Linked DNA regions of Homo sapiens: region 1 is linked to region 2. Evidence: read pairs that join two places in POLR2A ChIA-PET (ENCODE). Cell type or tissue: K562. All regions are shown on one strand. Each heading gives the region's core, and the rest is flanking DNA. Links, peaks and the distances in the headings are about the cores only. Region 1 holds the start of LURAP1 (leucine rich adaptor protein 1). Region 2 overlaps PRDX1 (peroxiredoxin 1).

Region 1 (15,497 bases), core at 2,879-5,378, 690 kb after region 2:
AATTGAAACTCAGCCTAGCTCCAGATTCTGCTCTTAACCACTGCACTCTGCTGGCAACAATACATAAGAATTGCCAGGTTTAAATAACATCATACATAGAAAGCAGTTAGCTTAACACAATGGTTCTCAAACTTTAGCTTGCGTCAGAATCACCTGGATGACTTCTTAAAACAGAGGTGCTGGGCCCCATCCCTAGAGTTTTAGATTCAGTGGTCTGGGGCAGGGTGGGATTTTGCATTCCTGAGAAGTTTCTAGGTGATGTTGATGCTTGTTTGAAGTGGATAGCCATAGAACAGTTTTAGGCAGGGGAGCAATATAATCCAATTTCTGTTTTAAGAGAACCTTTACTTTTTTTGTGGAGAATGGGTTGGAAGCAGACAGAGGAAGCCAGAAGACCAGTTAGATTTTTTTGAGCTTTCTGTATTCCATCTGCTTCCTGAATGGTGGGGTAATATCCCCCAAAATGAAATGTTAACAGTACTTGTCTTAGGAGTTAAAGAAATACATGATTTTTCCTAGTAAGTATGTATAAGAATGGAAGAAAACCCAACACATTTTATTACATTTGAAAAGATGTCCCGGCTGGGCACCATGACTCACGTAATCCCAGCAGGTTGGGAGGCCGAGGTGGGGTGGTCAGTTGAGGTCAGGAGTTTGAGACCAGCCTGCCCAACGCGGTGAAACCCCGTCTCTACTAAAAATACAAAAGTTAGCTGGGCGTGGTGACAGGCGCCTATAATCGTAGCTACTCAGGAGGCTGAAGCAGGAGAATCGCTTGAACCTGGGAGACAGAAGTTGCAGTTGAGATTGCACCACTGCACTCCAGCCTGAGTGACAGAGCAAGACTCCGTCTCAAAAAATAAAAAAATAAAAATAAATAATTAAAAGATGTCCCTCAGGGTTCCTTCCTGACCCTCTTTTCTCCTCAAACTGACTCTTCATGGATGATCTCATTCTCTCATGACCTCTGTTACCAATCTAGATGCCCAAACTGACATTGGCAGTTCTAACCTCTTTCCTGAGCTCCAGGCTGCCTGATGTCCAGCAGGACATCTTCACAGGCCCCTCTAACGCAACAGCACAACTTCTGGAATCATTTCCTTTCACTCCTAGATTTCCTGTGGGTTCCCCTCCTCAGTGAACTGCACCAGGCCAAACAGCTGGGAGTCACCCTTGACTCCTTGTCTGTCTCCAGTGACCAGTCCAGGTATGTCTTGCTCACCATTGTATTCTCTACACCACACACAAAGGCTGGCACATAGTAAGCTCTCCGTAACATTTGTTGAAATCATTCATTTGTATTTTTTAACAAATTTTTATTGAATGCCACTATAAATGAATGTAACCAGTCACCTAGTCCTGTCAGTCTTACCTCCTAAAGAGCCTTCCATTCTAGTCTAATTCTTCTTTGACCTCACAATCAGCCCCAGTGCAGGCCATTTCAGTTTCTTGCTTTCCAGCCAGTCTCCTTGACTCTAGATTTTTACTCCTCCTATCCTTTTCTCCTTGCAAAATCCAGAGTGATTTTCTTTAAGGCAAATGTTGCCGGGTTCGGTGGCTCATGCCTGTAATCCCGGCACTTTGGGAGGCCAAGGCGGGTGGATCACCTGAGGCGGATGGATCCGCCTGGCCAACATGGTGAAACCCCGTCTCTACTAAAAATACAAGAATTAGCTGGGTGTTGTGGCAGGTGCCTGTAATTCCAGTTACTCAGGAGGCTGAGGCAGGAGAATGGCTTGAACCTGGGAGGCAGAAGTTGCAATGAGCCAAGATGGTGCCACTGCACTCCAGCCTGGGCAACAGAGCCGGACTCTGTCTCAAAAAAAAAAGACAAATGTTTTGTCTATCTCTAACTTAAAACCCTTCCATGGATCAAAAAGTACCAAGGAAAATGATGTTACTTAAAATTATAAAGGTAGGCCAGGCATGGTGGCTCATGCCTGTAATCCCAGCACTTTGGGAGGCTAAGGTGGGAGGATTGCTTGAGGCCAGGAGTTCGAGACCAGCCTGGGCAACATAGCGAGACTCTATCTAAATTTTAAAAAAAGTTAATTACAAAGGTAACCTTAGATGAACTAAAAAGAGTGATAGAAATATGTAGTGCCAGGCCGGGCGCAGTGGCTCACACCTGTAATCCCAGCACTTTGGGAGGCTGAGGCAGGCAGATCACGAGGTCAAGAGTTCGAGACCAGCCTGACCAACATGGTGAAACCCCCGTCTCTACTAAAAATACAAAAATTAGTCGGGCATGGTGGCACGTGCCTGTAATCCCAGCTACTCAGGAGGCTGAGGCAGGAGAATCGCTTGAACCCAGGAGGGCAGGTTGCAGTGAGTCAAGATCGTGCCACTGCACTCCAGCCTGGGCGACAGAGTGAGACTCCATCTCAAAAAAAAAAAAAAAAAGAAAAAAGAAAGAAAAGAAAAGAAATATATATTGCCAATGGGGGAAAGGAACTACAGAGTGTGAGTTAAACCCATATATCCATATTTATCTGAATAGGACAATAAACAGCAGATGAATGTTTAAAATTGAGAAGTAGTGTGGCTGGGCATGGTGGCATACTCCTGTAGTCACAGCTGCTTGGGAGGCAGGAGGATTGCTTGAGCCCAGGAGTTTGAGTCCAGCCTGGGCAATGTAGGAAGACCCTGTCTCTAAAAAAGAAAAAATAGTGGTAGGATTTACAATAAGAGGATAGTTACTCCTACCCTACCCTTTCACACCTCTAGGCCCACTCCCAATTGGCAACCACTTTTAGTTAACTCTAAACAATAACGTTATGGGTATGAACACCAAAAGAAAAAAAAAAACTAAAAGTTATTTTTTGCCAATTGGGAGTGGGCCTAGAGGTGTGAAAGGGTAGGGTAGGGGTAACTATCTTCTCATTGTAAATCCTTCTGCAACCATGGGCTGGAATTACTTGAATTAAAAGCCTAAACAAACCAGAGTTTTCATGGCTGTTCATTACCTGTTAAATAAAACCCAAACATCTCAGAACCATTTTCTGTAACCTTGTTACTCAAAGTGTGGTCCCTTATTACTTGAAGTGTGGACCAGCAGCATGGCCATCACCTGGGAGCTTATTAGAAATGCAGGATCTTGGCTGGGCGCAGTGGCTCACACCTGTAATCCCAGCACTTTGGGAGGCCAAGGCAGGCGGATCACTTGAAGTCAGGAGTTCAAGACCAGCCTGGCCAACATGGTGAAACCCTGTCTCTACTAAAAATACAAAAATATTAGCTGGGCATGGTGGCGCATGCCTGTAATCCCAGCTACTCAGGAGGCAGAGGCAGGAGAATTGCTTGAACCCAGGGAGGCAGAGGTTTGTAGTGAGCCAAGATCGCGCCACCACGCTACATCCTGGGCGACAGAGCGAGACTCTGTCTCAAAAAAAAAAAAAAAAAAAAAAAAAAAATGCAGGATCTCAAGCCCCACCCCAGATTTACAAAATCAGAACCTACATTTTAACAAGATCCGCAGATAATTCATACGCACAGTCAAGCTTAAGGAGCATCTTGCTTGTAAGCCCAACGTGGACCTCTTCAGCTTCAGTACTGGTTGCCCTTTTCTACTCCGTTAGCCTGAATTCTAGCCCCTGGGGGGGGGGGGTGGTGTGTGTGTGTGTGTGTGTGTGTGTGTGTGTGTGTGTCTAGCTAAAATCCAGTCATCGTTTTATACCCAATTCCTCTGCTCCAGGAAGACTTCCAAGCCCTCTGCAGCTCTCTGTTACCGCTGTTCCTTAAACTCCCACATCTCTGACTGAAGCTGCTTAGACTTCATTCTGCAAACATGTATTGGGCGCCTGCTGTGTGCCTGGCTGGATTCAGTGCCAGGGTGGGGCGAAGGCGCTGAGGTCTCCGAGTGCTCTTTCAGGTCCAACTCCAGAATCGCCCAGCCCCACGCAATCCAGGGCCAGAGGTTGTGTGCGCAGCACTCGAATACATCCACAGACGGTGCTGCGCGGCTTTTCTGAGTGTTACGGCGCCCTCCTCCCGCCCCCGCGCCGCGCGGGCGGGGACCCACCGGTTTTGCTCCGCTTTAGCAGCGGCGAAGGGAGGACCCCCGGGAGCCGGTCCCCGGCGTCCGGTCGCCCAGCCCTTTTCAGGCTTGGGCCCGCATGGAGGGGACCGTGGAGTCCCAGACGCCTGACCTGCGGGATGTGGAGGGTAAGGTGGGCAGGAAGACCCCTGAAGGGCTGCTCCGCGGGCTGCGAGGCGAGTGTGAGCTGGGAACCTCTGGCGCCCTGCTGCTCCCAGGGGCGTCTAGCACCGGCCACGACTTGGGGGACAAGATCATGGCGCTGAAGATGGAGCTGGTGAGTGCTGAATCCATGGGCCAAGGGGACGAGTCCCTAGTGTAGGGCCGGGAGGGACGAACTCATGCTCCCAGAGTTAAGCTGGAGAGGAGGTAGTTAAAACTCTCCACCTAACTGCTCAGAATCCCTCCCAGATCAATCCGTAAACGCTGGGGTGGAGATGGAGTGACGTCCATTACTTGTCCCCCAAGAGTGAGTGGGGTGTTGATGGTCCTGAGGACTTGGGTTGGGAGCAGTGGGTTTTGGAAGTTATTCCTGCCAAATAATTGGGAGGAGAGAGATGAGGACTGGGAAGTACTGAGAACCCAACGCAGCACAAATTCCCCCCGCCTGTATGGGCCACCTATTCCCCGCCAGTCCCCGTTGTAAGGCAACCGGTTTTTTCTCCTTCTGCTAACCGGGAAAGGGTTTAAGTTCCTGTGAGGCCGCAGTGTTCCGCACAGAAAAGAAGTGGGTAAAGGGGCCTATCTGCTGAAAACTACCTGGACCAGGGGCACTGAAAACCTTCTCCGTTTCCTCTACATCCCCCAGCCCTACTTAAAATAATGGAAAGTTCCTAGACCCATAGCAGGGACAGAGAGTAGCAGCACCACTGGTGCTGATTCCCTCGCCTCAGACTCAGTCTCCTCCCAGCCAGTCTTCCAGGTAAACTGGATATTTGGATCTCATCTGTACATTCTTGGGGAGAAGAGGAAACAGCAACCCTCCCCTTTCTCTATTGCTGCTGGTCTAGATTCAGAGCCAAAAGGGCAGCCGAGGCCCTGGCAGGTTCCCCAGGGCCCTGATTCCGGTGAAGTGGGTGATTTACACCTGCCACTACTTTGCAGCCAGTTCTGGGGAACTGAGGAATTGCCATCGGCTTCCTGGCTCACAACCAGGAGCCCACAGTGAGTACGTCAGCTAAAGTCTTCCTGTGTGCCCAGCCTGTGCCAAGCTGGTCTGTGAAGGAGAAGGGGAAGGAAATCATGGGGGCTCTGAGACCAGCCAGGGCTCCGACGCCTGAGCTGAGAGGCTGGGAAGAGAGTCTGGTGGGTGGAGCAGTCAGGAAAGGCCCCCTGGGAGAAGGACTTGAATGCCAAGTGTGCACTTGGCCTTGAAGGTTGGAGGTGAGTGCCCAATTCTCCAGAGCAAGGCTGTGACTGTACCCACCTAAGCGGGGGCTTGCCTTTGCCTCACTGTACAAACTTTAGCTCAAGGCCTAGTAAGAGCCTATCTAGACTGTCTACTTGCTTTGAAAACTTTCACCCAGTGCATGTGCCAGGCAGCTTGCTGAGCACTTTACATGATGCTCTCTTCATCTCCACAGTAACCCTGTTAAGTGATATTTTATAGATGGAGAAACTGAGGCACAGGGTGGGCATGGTGGCTCACGCCTGTAATCCCAGCACTTTGGGAGGCCGAGGCAGGCAGATCGCTTGAGCCCAGGAGTTTGAGACCAGCCTGGGCAACAAAGCAAGACCCTGTCTCTACAAAAAATACAAAAATTAGATGGGTGTTGTGGTGTGTGCCTGTAGTCCTAGCTACTCTGGAGGCAGAGGCAGGAGGATCACTTGAGCCCAGGAAGAGGAGGTTGCAGTGAGCTGAAATCGCACCACTGCACTCCAGCCTGGGTGACAGAGCTCAGAGCTAGACCCTGTCTCAAAAAAAGAAGGGGAAGAAGGGGAGGAAGGGAGGAAGGGAGGGAGGGAGGAGAAAAGAAAAGAAAACAGAGGCACAGGGAGTTTAATAACTGCCCAACATCACGCAAAAAGCAGGGCCATGATTTGAACCCAGATCATCTGACTGCACTTTGCATCTTTACTTTGAGACCTGCTTTGTGCCAGATAGTCTGAACATTTTATGTCATTGAAATGAGAAAACTGGTCATCATTTCTCCCATCTTACAGATAAAACGTGCTTGCAGATTCTGAACTCACATAGGGAGTCAGTGGAAGAGCCACGCCCAGTCTCTGGCTCTCTTCTCTGCCTTGGTGGAAACTATCTGTAAACTTTAAGGGGCTGCATTTAACTTTTGATTTTGTCTCTCTGTATTCTTGACCCAGCTTGCCTGGGGCCTGAGGCTGCCCGAGAAAGGGCACAAGGGAGGGAGCCTTCTGGGGCCAGAATGAGGAGAGATCCCCATCCTATTTTTTCTCCTTCCTCAGGCCAGGATGTTATTAATATTAATCTCTTCTTGTGCTCTGCCCTGCCTACTGGGTTGCACCCAGGAAGGACAAGGGGTGGGGCAAGGGATTTGCCTTCGGGCTACTGAAGGCAGGACTGGTTCAAGCCCTCTAAGGACTGTCCTTCAATTGTTCCTCTCCCAGCTCTCCTTGCACAAAGGGGGAAGGCCTACCCTTGAGGCCAAGGTCAGTCCTGCCTCTAGGCCTCGTCCCTCCTGCTTTCTTCCTCTACCCTCCATTCAAAGGTTGAGTGAACAAGCCAGACTGGGATATGTGGGAATGGGAAACAGTGGCAACTTCTTCTTAGTTCTCCCACCCAAAGAACTGTTGCTATGACAACCCACCTCCACAGAGGCAGTTTGAGAAAAAGCTTTAGGCAAGGAAGAATGCACGGGTTCAAGTCTTGGCTCTGCTTCTGAAACGTTTTGTGGTCTTGAGCAGCACTCTGTCTCTCTCCTGGCCTCAGTTTTTCCTCCTTTTGGTGGAGGGGGTAGAGGGAGATGGGGACTGTGAAACCAGATGATTGTTAAGAACCTTTATAGTAACAATATTCTGATAGTCCCCGCTCTGGGAGCTCGGACTGGGATTTCCAGGCTTTTACCCTAGGGCCTGATTTATATTGAGCAATGAGGAAACCATACAGGACCCCAGCGCTGGGCAGAGAGTCTGGTATGTAGATGTTAAGGAGAGGAGTAGGGAGCCTGAATCTCCTTGGAAGGAGAATTGGGTTTGGAGTCGCCTCTGAGGCTGCATCTCTCCTGAGCTGTTTATCCTATACTCTATTTTCTTCAAGAGATGGTGTGAAAAGAGTGTTTCTTTTTCTGGCAAGAAAACCTTGCTTTCTTCTATTCTGGGAGTGATGCTGTCACAGTCAGGGAATCCCACTGCCACAGGATTATAGAATCTGCTCTCAGATTTATTTCCCAGCAACACACTACAACCCAGACCCCTGAATCCTGGGAACCATCAAAGGGGTCAAGGATAGTAAAGGCAAGAGAATCACAGAACTGAATGTGACCTCCTTAGCACTGGGCCAAGCACCAGAAATGGATTGGGCAGGATCTGCTCTCAGGGAGCTCACAGTCTGGTTAGGGAAGGAGGAGACAGAAGAACATTTCTAGTACAGGATGATAAGTGCTGGTAGAACCCAGGAAGGGCCTCCTGGAAGAGTCTTCACTGTAGAGTGATGTGGTTGGGTTTGTGCTCTAGAAAGTCGATTTCAAATTGGAAGGAGGCACAGGCTGTTTCCTCTGCTTGAAATGCTTCTCTCCACCTCTTTGTCTGGCTGAGTCCTTCTATTTTTTTTTTTTTGACACAGGGTTTCACTCCCATCACCCAGGCTGGAGTGCAATGGTACAATGTCGGTTCACTGCAACCTCTGCCTTCCAAGCTCAAGCGGTTCTCCTGCCTCAGCTTCCTGAGTAGCTGGGACTATGGGCATGTGCCACCACACCTAGCTAGCTTTTGTATTTTTAGTAGAGACGGGATTTTGCCATGTTGGCCAGGCTGGTTTCGAAGTCCTGACCTCAAGTGATCTTCTGCCTCAGCCTCCCAAAGTGCTGGGATTACAGGTGTGAGCCACTGCGCCCATCCTAGCTGAGTCCTTCTTAACCTTAAATTTTCAGCTCATGTCCCTTATCCTAGGAAGCATTTCCTGACCTGGTTAGGTTATGGCCCTCTAGGTATCTACAGTCCTCTGTATAGCAGTTGTTTCCACTAGCGTTTGCCACACTGAACTTTTCTTTCTTTCTTTCTTTCTTTTTTTTTTTTGAGATGGAGTCTCGCTCTGTCGCCCAGGCTGGAGTGCAGTGGTGCGATCTCGGCTCACTGCAAGCTCCGCCTCCTGGGTTCAGCCCATTCTCCTGCCTCAGCCTCCCGAGTAGCTGGGACTACAGGCACCTGCAAACACACCCAGCTAATTTTTTGTATTTTTAGTAGAGACGGGGTTTCACCATGTTAGCCAGGATGGTCTCGATCTCCTGACCTCGTGATCTGCCTGCCTCGGCCTCCCAAAGTGCTGGGATTACAGGCATGAGCCACTGCACCTGGCCTGAACTTTTCATTTTTAAATTATTTATTTATTATCATTATTTTTTTTGACACGGAGTTTCGTTCTTGGCGTCCAGGCTGGAGTGCAATGGCGTGATCTCGGCTCACTGCAACCTCTGCCTCCCGGGTTCAAGCGATTCTCCTGCCTCAGCTTCCTGAGTAGCTGGGATTACAGGCACCCGCCTAGTTAATTTTTGTATTTTTAGTAGAGATGGGGTTTCACCACGTTGGCCAGGCTGGTCTTGAACTCCTGGCCTCAAGTGATCTGCCTGCTTTGGCCTCCCAAAGTGCTGGGATTACAGGTGTGAGCCACCCCACCAGCCTTATTTATTTTTTTAATAGAGACAGGGTCTTGCTATGTTGCCCAGGCCAGTCTCAAACTCCTGGCCTCAAGCAGTCCGTTTGTGTCAGCCTCCCGAAGTTCTGGGATTGCAGGCTGAGCCACAATGCCAAGCCAACCACACTGAATTTTAAGTGCTTGCTTCATTGTCTTATCTTACCCACTAGATTATGAACCTTCTGAAGGTAAGAAATGATGCCTTTTCTTTCTTCATCGAACATAGTGCCACACCAATAAGAAACAATAAATATTGGTTCCATAACTGAATGGATTAATTCCATCTCGAGGAAGGGCAAGGAAGACTTCCTCGAGGAGGTGACATTTGAGCTGGGGCTTGAAGAATGAATAAAGTCAGTGGGAATTCCAGTTCAAGATACCAGATTGAGGGCCGGCACGGTGGCTCATGCCTGTAATCCCAGCATTTTGGGAGGCCGAGGCGGGCGGATCACCTGAGGTCAGGAGTTCGAGACCAGCCTGACCAACATGGTGAAACCCCATCTCTACTAAAAATACAAAAATTAGCTGGACGTGGTGGTGCACCTGTAATCCCAGCTACTAGGGAAGCTGAGGCAGGAAAATCGCTTGAACCCTGGAGGCGGAGGTTGCAATGAGCCAAGATCGTGCCACTGCACTCCAGCCTGGACGACTGTGCAAAACTCTGTCTCAAAAAGAGAAAAATAAATAAATAAAATAAATAAAAGGCATGAAGCCGTTATGACAATGAGAATAAGAGACAAGGTAATAGGAACAAAATTTTGGAAACTGAAATTCAGAAGGAAGAGTGGTAACTAACTCAGACCTAAAAAATGCTCAGTCCCGAGCCAGCAGTGGGGAAAGCTGAAAAGCAACACTTTTTTATTTTGTGGGGGATAGAGTTTTGCTCTTGTTGCCCAGGCTGGAGTGCAATGGCGCAATCTTGGCTCACCGCAACCTCCGCCTCCTGGATTCAAGCAATTCTCCTGCCTCAGCTTCCCAAGTAGCTGGGATTACAGGCATGTGACACCATGCCCAGCTAATTTTGTATTTTTCGTAGAGATGGGGTTGCTCCATGTTGGTCAGGCTGGTCTCGAACTCCCGAACTCAGGTGATCCATCCGCCTTGGCCTCCCAAAGTGCTGGGATTACAGAGCCACCGCCCCCTGCCAAAGCAACACATTTTATACTGCAAAAACCCTTAAAGGTCTTAGGGGTTGGAAGCACCAGGTATTTCTGGAACTGGGGGCACAAGTGGGGCTGAAAACAAAAGGGCTGGTTGAATGTTTAAAAGTCATATTCTAAGATCCCCTCCCTAACTGTGCAACCAGGTGCCACCTAATTCTTTATCTAGCAGAAGACTGGAGATGTAAGTTCTGTTGTTGTTTTCTTTTTTTTTTTCTTTTTTTTTTTTTGAGATGGAGTCTCGCTCTGTTGCCCAGGCTAGAGTGCAGTGGCCCAATCTCAGCTCACTGCAGCCTCAGCCTCCCGAGTAGCTGGGATTACATGCACCCGCCACCACACAGCTAATTTTTGTATTTTTAGTAGAGACGGGGTTTTGCCATGTTGGCCAGGCTGGTCTTGAACTCCTGACCTCGGGTAATCCACTTGCCTCAGCCTCCCAAAGTGCTGGGATTACAAGCATGAGCCACCATGCACGGCTGTAGATGTAAATTTTGGAAAGAGGAAGGAAGGGAGGGATGGAGGGAGGCAGAAAGGAAGGAAAGGAGGGAGGGGAAAACAGCAGGACAAGTGTTTTTAGTATGAGGAGCTTTGTTTAATGTATTTAGTTTGGTCATGGACTAGGACAGTTGTCTTCACTGTTCATATATTTGTCTCCAGGATGAAATAATTGAAGATAATCTCCTTTATCAAGTTAATAGTCTGTACAGTCTGATATTGCAGTTATTTATGTTCATCTCCCCTTATTGAGACTGCAAGCTTCTATTAAGCAGGAACAATTTCTCCATTATCTTTGTAATTATTAGCAAATCCATGTACCCAATAGTCATTTGTTCAATTGAATTAGAGTTGTGATATTCTTCCAAAAACACAAATAATTTCAGGTATAAAATTTTTTTCTATGCTTTTGCCATAGTGTTTAGAAAACCCTAAACTGTGTGTGTGTGTTTTTTTAATTTTTTCACTTAATGCAACACAACAATAATCATTAATACAGAAGACCCCAAAATATATGAGGATTTCTTCCCACCAGCAAGCAAGCAATCAGTTCTGCAGCAGATACCAGCTGGGTGTCTACTAATTTAATTTCAACTCTGTCTACCTGGAGACAGTGTCACATCCCACAGGTTGAGGGCTCAGTCCCCAAGACTGTCCCCCTCTTCAGACACTAGTCGTAAATCTGGGCCTCCTGACCTTCTGACCAACCAGCTTCAAATTGGGGTTCCTATGACCCCCTCCTTGGGTTTGATTGGTTTGCTGGTGTGGCTCACAGAACTCAGGGAAACACATTTACTGGTTTATTATAAGGATATTACAAAGGATATAGATGAAGAGATGCATGGGGCAAGGCATACGGGAAGGGGTGCGGAACTTCTGTGCTCTCCCTGGGTGCACCACCCTCCATCTGTTCAGCTACTTGGACGCTCTCTGAATCCTGTTGTGGGGACCTTTTTTTATTTTTTGAGACAAGGTCTGGTTCTGTTGCCCAGGTTGGAGTACAGTGGCTCAATCACAGCTCACTGCAGCCTGTACTTCTCTGGCTCAATCAATCCTCCCAGTTCAGCCTCCTAAGTAGCTGGCACTACAGGTGTGCAATACCACACTCACCTAATTTTTTTTTTTTTTTTTTGGTAGAGACAGGGTTTCCCTGTGTTGCCCAGGCTGGTCTTGAACTCCTGGGATCAAGCGATCCTCCCACCTCAGTCCCCTAGAGTGTTGGGATTACAGGCTTAAGCCACTGTGCCTGGTCCTTTGGGCCTTTTAAAGAGACTTTATTGGTTGTCCACGATTGAAACATGGACAACCATATCAAAATGTTATTGGACAAAAAGGGTCTGATCAAAACCCAGCAAAGCCTGTCTGTTTAGATTCTTATTGGCCTCTCTCTGCGGCATTCCTTCCTCCAGGGTATGAGTCAGGACCTTCTCTGGAATGAGGGTCTTATGACCCACAATCAGATTAGAGTTCTACTCTGGGAAGGTGAGAGGAGAGCAGGAGAAGGTCAGAAAGAGACTGTTTCCTGAAGCCTATTTCTGAGTGCCCCAGCATTATAACAAACACTGTAACAATGGCTATGGGGCTTATGAGCCAAAAACTGGATGAAAACCTGCACACACACACACACACACACACACACACACACACACACACAGTAATATCACAACTAGTAAATAAGTCGACCATAGTAATATGTAGAGCCAAATAGCCTACCATTTATTGATTTACAGTATTATACTTGTCAGATGGTATGCTATGCATGTTAATATGTTCCTTCGATGTCTCATGACAAACCTTTAGATAGTACCTCATATTATAATAAAGAAATGAAGGTTTAAAGAAATCAATTTTAATTTCATATGGCTCATTAATGGCAAAACTGGAACTCAAATCTAGGTCCATTTAATTCCAGTGTCTAATTTTCTCAATGTACAAATATATATATATATTTTTTTGAGACGGAGTCTTGCTCTGTTGCCCAAGCTGGAGTGCAGTGGTGTGATCTCGGCTCACTACAACCTCTGCCTCGGTTCAAGTGATTCTCCTGCCTCAGCCTCCTGAGTAGCTGGGCTTACAGGCGTGCGCCACAACGCCTGGCCAATTTTTGTATTTTTATTAGAGACGGGGTTTCACCATGTTGGCCAGGCTGGTCTCAAATTCCTGATCTCAGGTGATCTTCCCACCTCGACCTCCCAAAGTGCCGGGATTACAGGAGTGAGCTACCACACCTGGCCTCAATGTACAAATATTAATGCATGGTCTTACTCTGGTTTATCATAGATGTGAATAAAGCAGTTATTTCCTGAATAATTCAATAAACATTTTTCAAATACAAAAAACATTTACTGTGTTTGTGTGACCTGCGGGATCTGACCTGTATATGTAAATACACATACACACATAATGACGTTTTGGTCAATGTCAGACCATGTATAACATAAACAACCATGTAAATTTTTTTTTTTTTTTTTGAGACGGAGTCTTGCTATGTCATCCAGGCTGGAGTGCAGTGGCGCGATCTCAGCTCACTGCAAGCTCCGCCTCCCGGGTTCATGCCATTCTCCTGCCTCAGCCTCCCCAGCAGCTGGGACTACAGGCGTACACTGCCACGCCCAGCGAATTTTTTTGTATTTTTAACAGAGACGGGGTTTCACCGTGTTAGCCAGGATGGTCTTGATCTCCTGACCTCGTGATCCGCCCGCCTTGGCCTCCCAAAGTGCTGGGATTACAGGCGTGAGCCACTGCACCCGGCCAAATTTTTTTTTTTGAATCAGAGTCTCGCTCTGTCACCCAAGCTATAGTACAGTGGCACCATCTCAGCTCACTGTAACCTCTGCCTCCCGGGTTCAAGTGATTCTCCTGCCTGAGCCTCCCGAGTAGCTGGGATTACAGGCAAGAGCCACCATGCTTGGCTAATTTTTTATTTTATTTTATTTTATTTTATTTTTTTGAGACAGAGTCTCGCTCTGTCGCCCAGGCTGGAGTGCAGTGGCATGATCCCAGCTCACTGCAAGCTCCACCTCCCGAGTTCACACCATTCTCTTGCCTCAGCCTCCTGAGTAGCTGGGACTACAGGTGTCCACCACCACACCTGGCAAAAATTTTTTTTGTAATTTTTAGTAGAGACGGGGTTTCACCGTGTTAGCCAGGATGGTCTCGATCTCCTGACCTCTAGTGATCTGTCCTCCTCAGCTTCCCAAAGTGCTGGGATTACCATATAAACATTTTGATCAATGATAGACTACATATGTCAAATAAACATTTATCATGTGTGTATATATGCACATATATATAAACATTTATGTGTATATAAGTGTGTACACATACACAAATATTTATATGATGTTTCAGTCATCATACGACCAAAACATACGATGTTTCGATGAACAGCATATACCATAGTGATTTCATAAGATTATAACACAGCATATACACAAATATGATATATGGCACTTGATATTGGCATAGCAGATCAAGTAGGGATTGATATTCAGTAATTGTGCTGGGACATTTTGTTTTCCATATTTTAAAAAGTATATAAATTTTTTAAAATGTCATCTAGTTTGTGCATTTACCCTGTCATATTTGCACGGCAGTAAAACCTCCTGCTGGTGTATTTCTCTAAGCATATCCCCATTGTTACGTGACAAATGACTTTATATATGGAGAATAGAACAGAAGGTCTCTAGATTAAAAGACACTGAGCATAGTTGAGGACAAGAGGGACTAAATAAAAATACACTAAATACGGCCAGGCACAATGGCTTACGCCTGTAATCACAGCACTCTGGGAGGCTGAGGTGAGGAGTTTGAGCCTGGGAGTTTGAGGCTACAGTGAGCTATGATCATGCCACTGCACTCCAGCCTGGACAACGTAGCGAGACTTTGTCTCTACAAAAACTTTAAAAAGTACTAAATATCATGAAATACCTCTCCAAGCCTTTACCCCTACTTGGCTCCTAGGATACTGACAGCCTTGCTTACGTTATACTCTCTAGAGTGGTATAATATGGGGAATATGATTAACTCAAGAAAAAAAAAAAAGATACAGACTTTAGACCTCCAATTAAACAGCCCAATCAGATCATCCTGTAGTGAGGCTCAGAGTTGGCAAGCTTCATACATACACGGTTTCTAGTCATTGTAGAGATCCACTCTGAAGGGTGAGCAGCAGTTAAAGATGATAGACATCTGACCCTCTATATAGACCTAAATAAATAGGAAAAAGCAACTTGAGGCCGGGCATGGTGGCTCAGGCCTGTAATCCCAATACTTTGGAAGGCCGAGGCTGGATGATCACTTGAGGTCAGGAATTTGAGACCAGCCTGGCCAACATGATGAAACCCCATCCCTACTGAAAATACAAAAATTAGCTGGTTGTGGTAGCGGGCACCTGTAATCCCAGCTATTCAGAAGGTTGAGGCATGAGAATCGCTTGAACCTGGGAGGTAGAGGTTGCAGTGAGCCGAGATCGTGCCACTGCACTCCAGCCTGGGTGACAGAATGACATTCTGTCTCAAAAAGAAAAAAAAAAAGGAAAAGAAAAAGCAACTTGAATGAAATGGAGATAATACAGAGAGATACGAACTTATAAAAATCATTAAGCATATCCTTAAAGAGATAAAAGATAATACTGTAGCCATGAACAAAAACAAGAAGGTGTAAAAAGGTAAACATTCAGAGAACTAGAAACAGCACTTGGAAATAAACACATCATGGCGGGGAAAAGAAAAAAGAAAAACCAAAGAGTTGATAATAGGCCAGGTGTGGTGGCTCATGCCTGTAATCCCAGCACTTGGGAGGCCAAGGCAGTGGATCACCTGAGGTCAGGAGTTCAATAGCAGCCTGACCAACATGGTGAAACCCCATCTCTACTAAAAATACAAAAATCAGCCAGATGTGGTGGCAGACACCTGTAATTCCAGTTACTTGGGAGCCTGAGTCATGAGAATCACTTGAACCCGAGAGGCAGAGGCTGCAG
Region 2 (7,961 bases), core at 5,409-7,908:
TGAGGCAAGGAATTCAGAACCACTCTGGGCAACATAATGACACTAAAAAAGACTATCTCTAATCAAGGCTAGAACCAAGGGAAGGCTAAGAATTGCCCAGTACTGTGCAACTACGAAAGCCCTACCCAAGGCCACCAGCCTTGTCTTCCTCTTTCCTCTGTCAGTTCAAAAAGAACAGAAACCTCCAGCTCTTTTACATAGCAGGTACCAGGCATTTATCAGAAGAGGCCAAGCTTCTGGTTCCCATGCAGCCCTTTGAATAGTGTGTCTAAACAAAAATAGGTGTCCAAGTAGTCACACTGAGACTTTAACTGGTAACCCAGCCTGTGGCGTCAGTCGCAGTGCTCTGGCCAACACTATAGCAGGGCTTATTCTTCTCCCTCATGTGTAGTGAAACAAAATGTAACACCTTGGGTTCATTCAGTTCCATTCCCTATATCTACCTGTGTCAATATAATTCCCTGATTTGGAGGCAGCTCTCCTCATTTTCCCCAAAACAGGGAAAGCAAGGAGTAAATTCCTCTTAAAATCAAAAGCTAATAATATGCTTCCTAAAATAAAGACTCATCAAGGTCTCAGTTCAAGTTTAATACAAACTACAAAAGATTAATGGGTTGCTCTACTAATACATCATACAAACCAGTAGCCTGCCCACAACGCCAACTCAGGCCATTCCTACCAAAGGAAGAAAGGCTGGTCTCTCCACCCCCTGTAGGAAAGGCCTGCCTTGTAAGACACCACAATTCGGCTGAATCTGAAGTCTTGTGTTTTACTAATGGAAAAAAAAAATACAGAAGAGGTTTTGTTCTCATGGCTGCCCACCGCAGCCTGGCACTAAAACAGCCCAGCGCTCACTTCTGCTTGGAGAAATATTCTTTGCTCTTTTGGACATCAGGCTTGATGGTATCACTGCCAGGTTTCCAGCCAGCTGGGCACACTGCAAGAGAAAGGCACCACTAATTAATAACCTTCTCAATGGTATGCACCACCATTCTCCTATGGACAAAACCAGTTCTGCACCTGAACACTCAGATACCAGGAAACCTACCCCTGCAATCAGTCTTAGATCATTCACCCTTTTAGTATGAGCTAACCATTTTACAAACATATAATCATCACCACAGCCTTAAGATACTATCATGCCTAATTTATTCATGTAGCACTTGAAATTTAAATTTTCCACAAAAAAAGGCAAAGTTTAAATAATTTGCCAACACTCTCTAATCCTTAAGGGGAAAAAAAAGCTAAATAAACGACACACATAGGACTATGTAAACCCTTAACACTAAACTGTTTCTGACAGCCCTTCAGAGCTCTGAAGACAGCAAACTCAGTCTGCCTTCTCAGCATTCTTCTAACTCTACCAAACTGGATAGCCTGAACCTTATAAAGGATCAAGAACTTAACAGAAGCCCCCGCTTGTTTCATTAAGTAACTGCCATCTACCCCTTGGTAAGCAAAAGGCAGAGTTTGAAATTTTTCATAGATTTATACAGAAAGCACAGCCTTCAACCTTTTCCTGACAATGCCTAAGAATGTGCCTCAGGCTAGCCTGAAGAAAATGAGGCAAGGGGACTAATCTCTTATTTTTCTTTTTTTTTTTTTTTTTTTTTTTTTTTGAGATGGAGTCTCCCTCTGTTGCCCAGGCTGGAGTACGGTGGCGCAATCTCCACCTCCGTCTCACTGCAACCTCGGTCTCCCGGGTTCAAGCGATTCTCCTGCATCAGCCTCCCAAATAGCTAGGATTACAGGCGCCCACCACCACACCTGGCTAATTTTTGAGACAGTCTCACATTGTCGCCCAGGCTGGAGTGCAGTGGCGCGATCTCAGCTCACTGCAAGCTCCACCTCCGGGGTTCATGCCATTCTCCTGCCTCAGCCTCCCGAGTAGCTGGGACTATACAAAAATAGTGGGGCGTGGTGGTGGACCCCTGTAGTCCTAGCTACTCAGGAGGCTGAGGCAAGAGAATCACTTGAACCCAGGAGGTGGAGGCTGCAGTGAGCTGAGATCACACCACTGCACTCCAGTCTGGGCGACAAAACAAGACTCTGTCTCAAAAAAAAAAAGTGTTTGGCATTCATTGGCTCTTAAATGGTACCTATTTAAGAGGCTGTACATGTTCCAGTGGGATGGGAAGCAGCAGAGACCAACAGAGTCTGAAGAAGCAAGCTTCTGAGTTATGAAAGCCTGGGTTCAGGAGACTAACCTATATGTAGGTTCCTAGGAAAGTCCAGTTAAAGGGCCTACTTTGCCACTGCTGCCTCCTTCTTAATGCTGAACCTCATCTCCCACAAGGGGGCAGTCTCAGCAGGTGTCAGCTGAGCCATGTGTCATCTGTCCAGGCTAACTGCCCACACATCCTTCTGCAAAGGGTACCTCTTGGTTATCAGTGCTCACTGATCCCTATATAATCAGACTCTAATCCCTGTAAAAAGATTACTTGGTGCTAGCCAAGCTAGCACCTTTGGGTCTTCCCAAACATACACCACTAATCCAGACTCTAATAACTTCATTTCCTTTAAATTACAAGATCAGAGCTGAAATAGGCCTTAGAAAGCTAGTCTGGGCTGGGCGCAATGGCTCAGGGGAGGCGGAGGTTGCAGTGAGCCAAGACTGCGCCACTGCACTCCAGCCTGGGCAACAGAGCAAGACTCCATCTTGCAAAAAATAAATAAATAAATAAAAATATGAACTATATGGATTAACCTCTTCTCTCAATAAAGTTATTTAAAAAATGGCATGCTTTATCTCTAGAGGTGATTCCCAACCATTTTGTTTTGCCCTAATACATCTGTGAGATCATCCTACATTCAGTAAGTTAGATCTTTGGGAGTGACTGATTCTAAATGAGCAGGACAGAAGAGAGGAGTATGTATACTTTGAATAAAAAGCCTTTATATTCTCCTTCCCAAGCTTTTCCATTACCCTCACCCTCACAACACACTGTAATCCAGGGGCTTCAATTTATGAAGAGAGATACCCATTTTCTTATTTGGTAGCTTCTGTTCCTACTATCTTTCCCATTCTACCACTGTGGGGAAAAGAGAGATCAGATTGTTACTGTCTCTGTGTAGAAAGAAGTAGACAGAGGAGACTCCATTTTGTTCTGTACTAAGAAAAATTCTTCTGCCTTGAGATGCTGTTAATCTGTAACCTTATCCCCAACCCTGTGCTCCCTGAAACATGTGCTGTGTCAACTCAGGGTTAAATGGATTAAGGGCTGTGCAAGATATGCTTTGTTAAAACAAATGCTTGAAGGCAGCATGCTCGTTTTAAGAGTCATCACCACTCCCTAATCTCAAGTATCCGGGGACACAAACACTGCGGAAGGCCACAGGGACCTCTGCCTAGGAAACCCAGGTATTGTCCAAGGTTTCTCCCCATGTGATAGTCTGAAATATGGCCTCGTGGGAAGGGAAAGACCTGACCGGGGTCCCCCAGCCTGACACCCTGTGCTAAGGAGGATTAGTAAAAGAGGAAGGAACGCCTCTTTGCAGTTGAGACAAGAGGAAGGCATCTGTCTCCAGCCAGTCCCTGGGCAATGGAATGTCTCAGTGTAAAACCCAATTGTATGTTCCATCTACTGAGACAGGGGAAAACCGCCTCAGGGGTGGAGGTGGGACATGCGGGCAGCAATACTGCTCTTTAAGGCATTGAGATGTTTATGTGTATGCACATCTAAAGCACAGCACTTAATTCTTTACCTTGTTCATGATGCAGAGACCTTTGTTCACGTGTTTATCTGCTGACCTTCTCTCCACTATTATCCTATGACCCTGCCACATCCCCCTCTCCGAGAAACACCCAAGAATGATCAATAAATACTAAGGGAACTCAGAGGCCGGCGGGATCCTCTGTATGCTGAACACTGGTCCCCTGGGCCCCCTTATTTCTTTCTCTATACTTTGTCTACGTGTCTTTTTCCAAGTCTCTCATTCCACCTAACGAGAAACACCCACAGGTGTGAAGGGGCAACCCACCCCTTCATACCACCACTCTGTTGTCCTGTTATCAGACAGATGGCTTACCTTCCCCATGTTTGTCAGTGAACTGGAAGGCCTGAACTAGTCTCAAAGTCTCATCCACAGAGCGGCCAACAGGGAGGTCATTTACAGTGATCTGCCGAAGAATACCCTTATCATCAATGATAAAAAGGCCCCTGGGAAAAGAGATGAAAGGAAAAGCAATACAGGTTTAGAGATGTGCTTTGTTAGAATACAGAGGCTTGAAGCCTGAAGGAAATGGACTGGTCTCCACACTCCTACTGGCCTGGCCTTAGTGAGGAGGCCCCTGCATAAAGGAATGAAATGACAAGGAGTCTCTACAGATCAGGGCTCTAGATCTCTCCAAATAAAAGGCTTTCAGCCAACTGGATACTTGTCCTGATGACATACCTGAACGAGATGCCTTCATCAGCCTTTAAGACCCCATAATCCTGAGCAATGGTGCGCTTCGGGTCTGATACCAAAGGAATGTTCATGGGTCCCAGTCCTCCTTGTTTCTTAGGTGTATTGACCCTATGGCAAAAGGCAAACATACAGTTACATTCAAACTCTTGACTTGACTGTACGCATTCCTCTTTCCCCTTTCCCATATTCCTAATCTAACTTTCCAAAAAGACTGTTTTTTTTCCGTTTTCCAGCAATAAAGTGAATGCTGAGAACAGTTAAGGTAGGTCACTAGGGTACACTCAACTGCAATTGAAGCTGCTTCTTCTCTGCTGCCAGGTCATGAGAGCAATAAGAGAAAGTCAGACTTTGCACTCCCTTCAATGAGAAGGCAATACTTGAAAGTCTATTGCCAAAGCTTCCCAGTTGCTGTTTTAAAAGTTCACATGCCAGCCAGGTGCAGTGGCTCACACCTGTAATCCCAGCACTTTGGGAGGCTGAGGTGGGCAGATCACGAGGTCAGGAGATCAAGAACATCCTGACTAACACGGTGAAACACCGTCTCTACTGAAAATACAAAAAATTAGCCAGGTATGGTGGCAGGCGCCTGTAGTCCCAGCTACTCAGGAGGCTGAGGCAGGAGAATGGCGTGAAACTGGGAGGCAGAGCTTGAAGTGAGCGGAGATCACACCACTGCACTCCAGCCTGGGCGACAAAGCAAGACTCCATCTCAAAAAAAAAAAAAAAAAAAAAAAAGTTCACATGCCAAATAGACCAAGAGATTTACCATGCTAGATGACAGAAGTGAGAATCCACAGAAGCACCAATCACTTGGCAGTTGAGTTTCTTAAATTCTTCTGCCCTATCACTGAAAGCAATGATCTCCGTGGGGCACACAAAGGTGAAGTCAAGAGGGTAAAAGAAGAACACAACATATTTTCCTGGGGGGAAAATCGGAGTCATGGTTAGCATTTGACACAGACTTCCTTGCTTTATATTTTCCTATACAAAAAGAAGCAAGTTGATGGCTGACACAATAACCACTAACTGCCAAGATGCTCAATACAGATGTCTCCTAGAAGCTACTTTTAGAACCTGGTGCATTAGGAATACCTGAATGAAAAAAACTTCCAATCCCATACTTTATTCTCCTGCCTCCATGTCATAGCTACCAATACAGAGTAAACACTGTTCAGTCTAATTTTGATCTTTTCTGAGTGGCTAAAATTAACATAAACACCAAGTTCTCCAAAGATAGCAAAAGCAAGGATGCACTTATAAGCATGGCCTAATGCCAATGCTTAACAATACCCAGAGAAAGCTGAATTGCAGTACTCCTCTGCTGTAGAGATAAGACACCAATAAGAAGTCACAGCCTTTGCACTTCTCCCGTGATGAACCATAGTAATGGAACAAGCATGGTTTAAGTGATCACATGTGTTCCTAACGTGCCTGACAGGACAGGAAAAATTTTAAGCCAGGCACAGTGGTGCGTGTCTGTAGTCCCAGCTACTTGGGAGGCTGAGGTGGGAGGATCCCTTGACCCCAGGAGTTTGAGGCCAGCCTGGGCAACACAGCAAGACTGTCTCAAAACAACAGAAATATATATATACATATACACAGAGAGAGAGAGAGAAAGAGGGAGACAGAGAGAGACAGAAAAGACAAAAGTACTAGTGAGTAACAGAACTTCTAGCTGCAATTTTAATGAAGTCACTGGGATTAACCACTGAAATAACAGATCTTCAAACTGGCCAGGCAGCCTTCTCGCCACACCCACCAGGCTTAAATACTAGAACAATTCCAAATATTCACTCATTTCCAGGTAGCAGCAATGTTTGAAAAGTCAAACAGGCTGGGTGTGGTGGCATGGTGGCTGACGTCTGTAATCCCAGCAGTTTGGGAGGCAGTTTGGGAGGCCGAGGCGGGTGGATCACCTGAGGTCAGGAGTTCAAGACCAGGCTGACCAACATGGTAAAACATGTCTCTACTAAAAATACAAAAATTAGCTGGGTGTGACAGCGGGGGCCTGAAATCTCAGCTACTGGGGAGGCTGAGCCAGGAGAATCACTTGAACCGGGGAGATGGAGGTCGCAGTGACCTGAGATCATGCCACTGCACTACAGCCTGTGCGACAAGATCAAAATTCCACCTCAAAAAAAAAAAAAAAAAGCCAAACAAGCAGCCCTTTTTGACATTTACCACTTTGCAGTATCACTGGAAACTAACTCATCTAAACAACCCTTCCAGCTTTGCCTAACAAGCACTTTGGGGCCTCAGCAGGTCAAGCTCTGGAGGGCAGAGAACAGCTCCTCCTAGACCTCCTGCTTATACCCCTGGGCCCAGGTCACCTCCCTATGGTGCAACTTACCTTGTTTGCTGGGAGAAGCCCCAAGAACAAAGTGTGATTATGTCAGGAAACCTAGTCAAATGTTCTACCAAAAACTAACTCCAGGGACTAATGCTACACCACTGAGAAAAGGACACTTGACACCTGAGTTTCAGGTTAGCATTCTAAGGAATCTATATCCTCAACTGTCCCAGGAGATCGAGCTGCTCTGGAACTACAAGGTAAAGAAAGGAGGAGCCTCAACAGAACTTGCCAAGTGTCTGCATGAAACTATGACAACAGAGGCCGGGCGCAGTGGCTCACGCCTGTAATCCCAGAACTTTGGGAGGCCAAGGCAGGCGGATCACAAGGTCAGGAGATCGAGACCATCCTGGCAAACATGGTGAAACCCCGTCTCTACTAAAAATACAAAAAAATTAGCCAAGCATGGTTGCGGGCGCCTGTAGTCCCAGCTACTCAAGAGGCTGAGGCCTGAGAATGGCATGAACCCAGAAGGCGGAGCTTGCAGTGAGCTGAGATCGCACCACTGCACTCTAGCCTGGGCGACAAAGCGAGACTCCGTCTCAAAAAAAAAAAAAAAAAAAAAAACTATGACAACAGAAAGGAGAGTTGTTCCATCTGTAATATCAACTCTCCTCCGGGGTCAAAACAGGCAAGGGAAAGTGCCTAGCCCTCAGCCTAATATTAACAGCTGTGATATATACGTGACCCAAACAAACTGAACGAGCAGTGTCACAGCTCCAGAGATTTGAGTGAGCTCTGAGACTTTAAATGTAGAATGTCTCTTATAACAAGAGATAATGAGTATTTCTCCAATAATAAAATAGAGGAGGGCCAGAGGCAGTGGCTCACACCTGTTATCCCAGCACTTTGAAAGGCTAGGGCAGGCAGAGGGCTTGAGCCCAGGAGTTGGAGACCAGCCTGGGCAACATGGCGCCCAGCTCTACAAAAAGTACAAAAATTAAGCCAGGCGTGGTGGCTCATGCCTGTAATCCCAGCATTTTGGGACGCCGAGGTGGGCGGATCATCTGAGGTCAGGAGTTCGAGACCAGCCTGACCACCATGGAGAAACCCCGTCTCTACTAAAAATACAAAAAAAAATTAGCCAGGCATGATGGCGCATGCCTGTAATCCCAGCTACTCGGGAGGCTGAGGCAGGAGAATTGCTTGAACCTGGGCAGTGGAGGTTGTGGTGAGCCGAGATCACGCCATTGCACTCTAG

The links. Peaks named below come from ENCODE experiments on the same cell type or tissue, not always from the same donor. Only the 100,000 strongest peaks of a DNase experiment are listed, where the experiment ranks them.
Region 1: POLR2A ChIA-PET joins it to region 2 with 5 read pairs; 3 of 35 experiments call an interaction of 5 or more read pairs at or near these places.

The regions. Positions count from the first base shown.
Region 1 is chr1:46,199,312-46,214,808 of GRCh38, forward strand. LURAP1 (leucine rich adaptor protein 1) reads left to right here and starts at 4,023. Exons shown (of 2, transcript NM_001013615.3): 1 at 4,023-4,313. The coding sequence starts at 4,116. It also overlaps a transcript of POMGNT1 not described here. RefSeq lists a silencer at 3,944-4,063. In K562, for the core only: no CTCF peak of the experiment used is centred there; DNase peaks (open chromatin) are centred at 3,665, 4,030 and 4,347; H3K4me3 peaks cover 1,075 bases.
Region 2 is chr1:45,510,478-45,518,438 of GRCh38, forward strand. It overlaps PRDX1 (peroxiredoxin 1), which reads right to left. Exons shown (of 6, transcript NM_181697.3): 3 at 5,177-5,330; 4 at 4,396-4,518; 5 at 4,030-4,160; 6 at 574-937. The coding sequence ends at 852. It overlaps MMACHC (metabolism of cobalamin associated C), which reads left to right. Exons shown (of 4, transcript NM_015506.3): 4 at 1-2,905. Among named protein-coding and RNA genes, the nearest start is that of PRDX1, 7.4 kb to the right of the region's middle. In K562, for the core only: no CTCF peak of the experiment used is centred there; no DNase peak of the experiment used is centred there.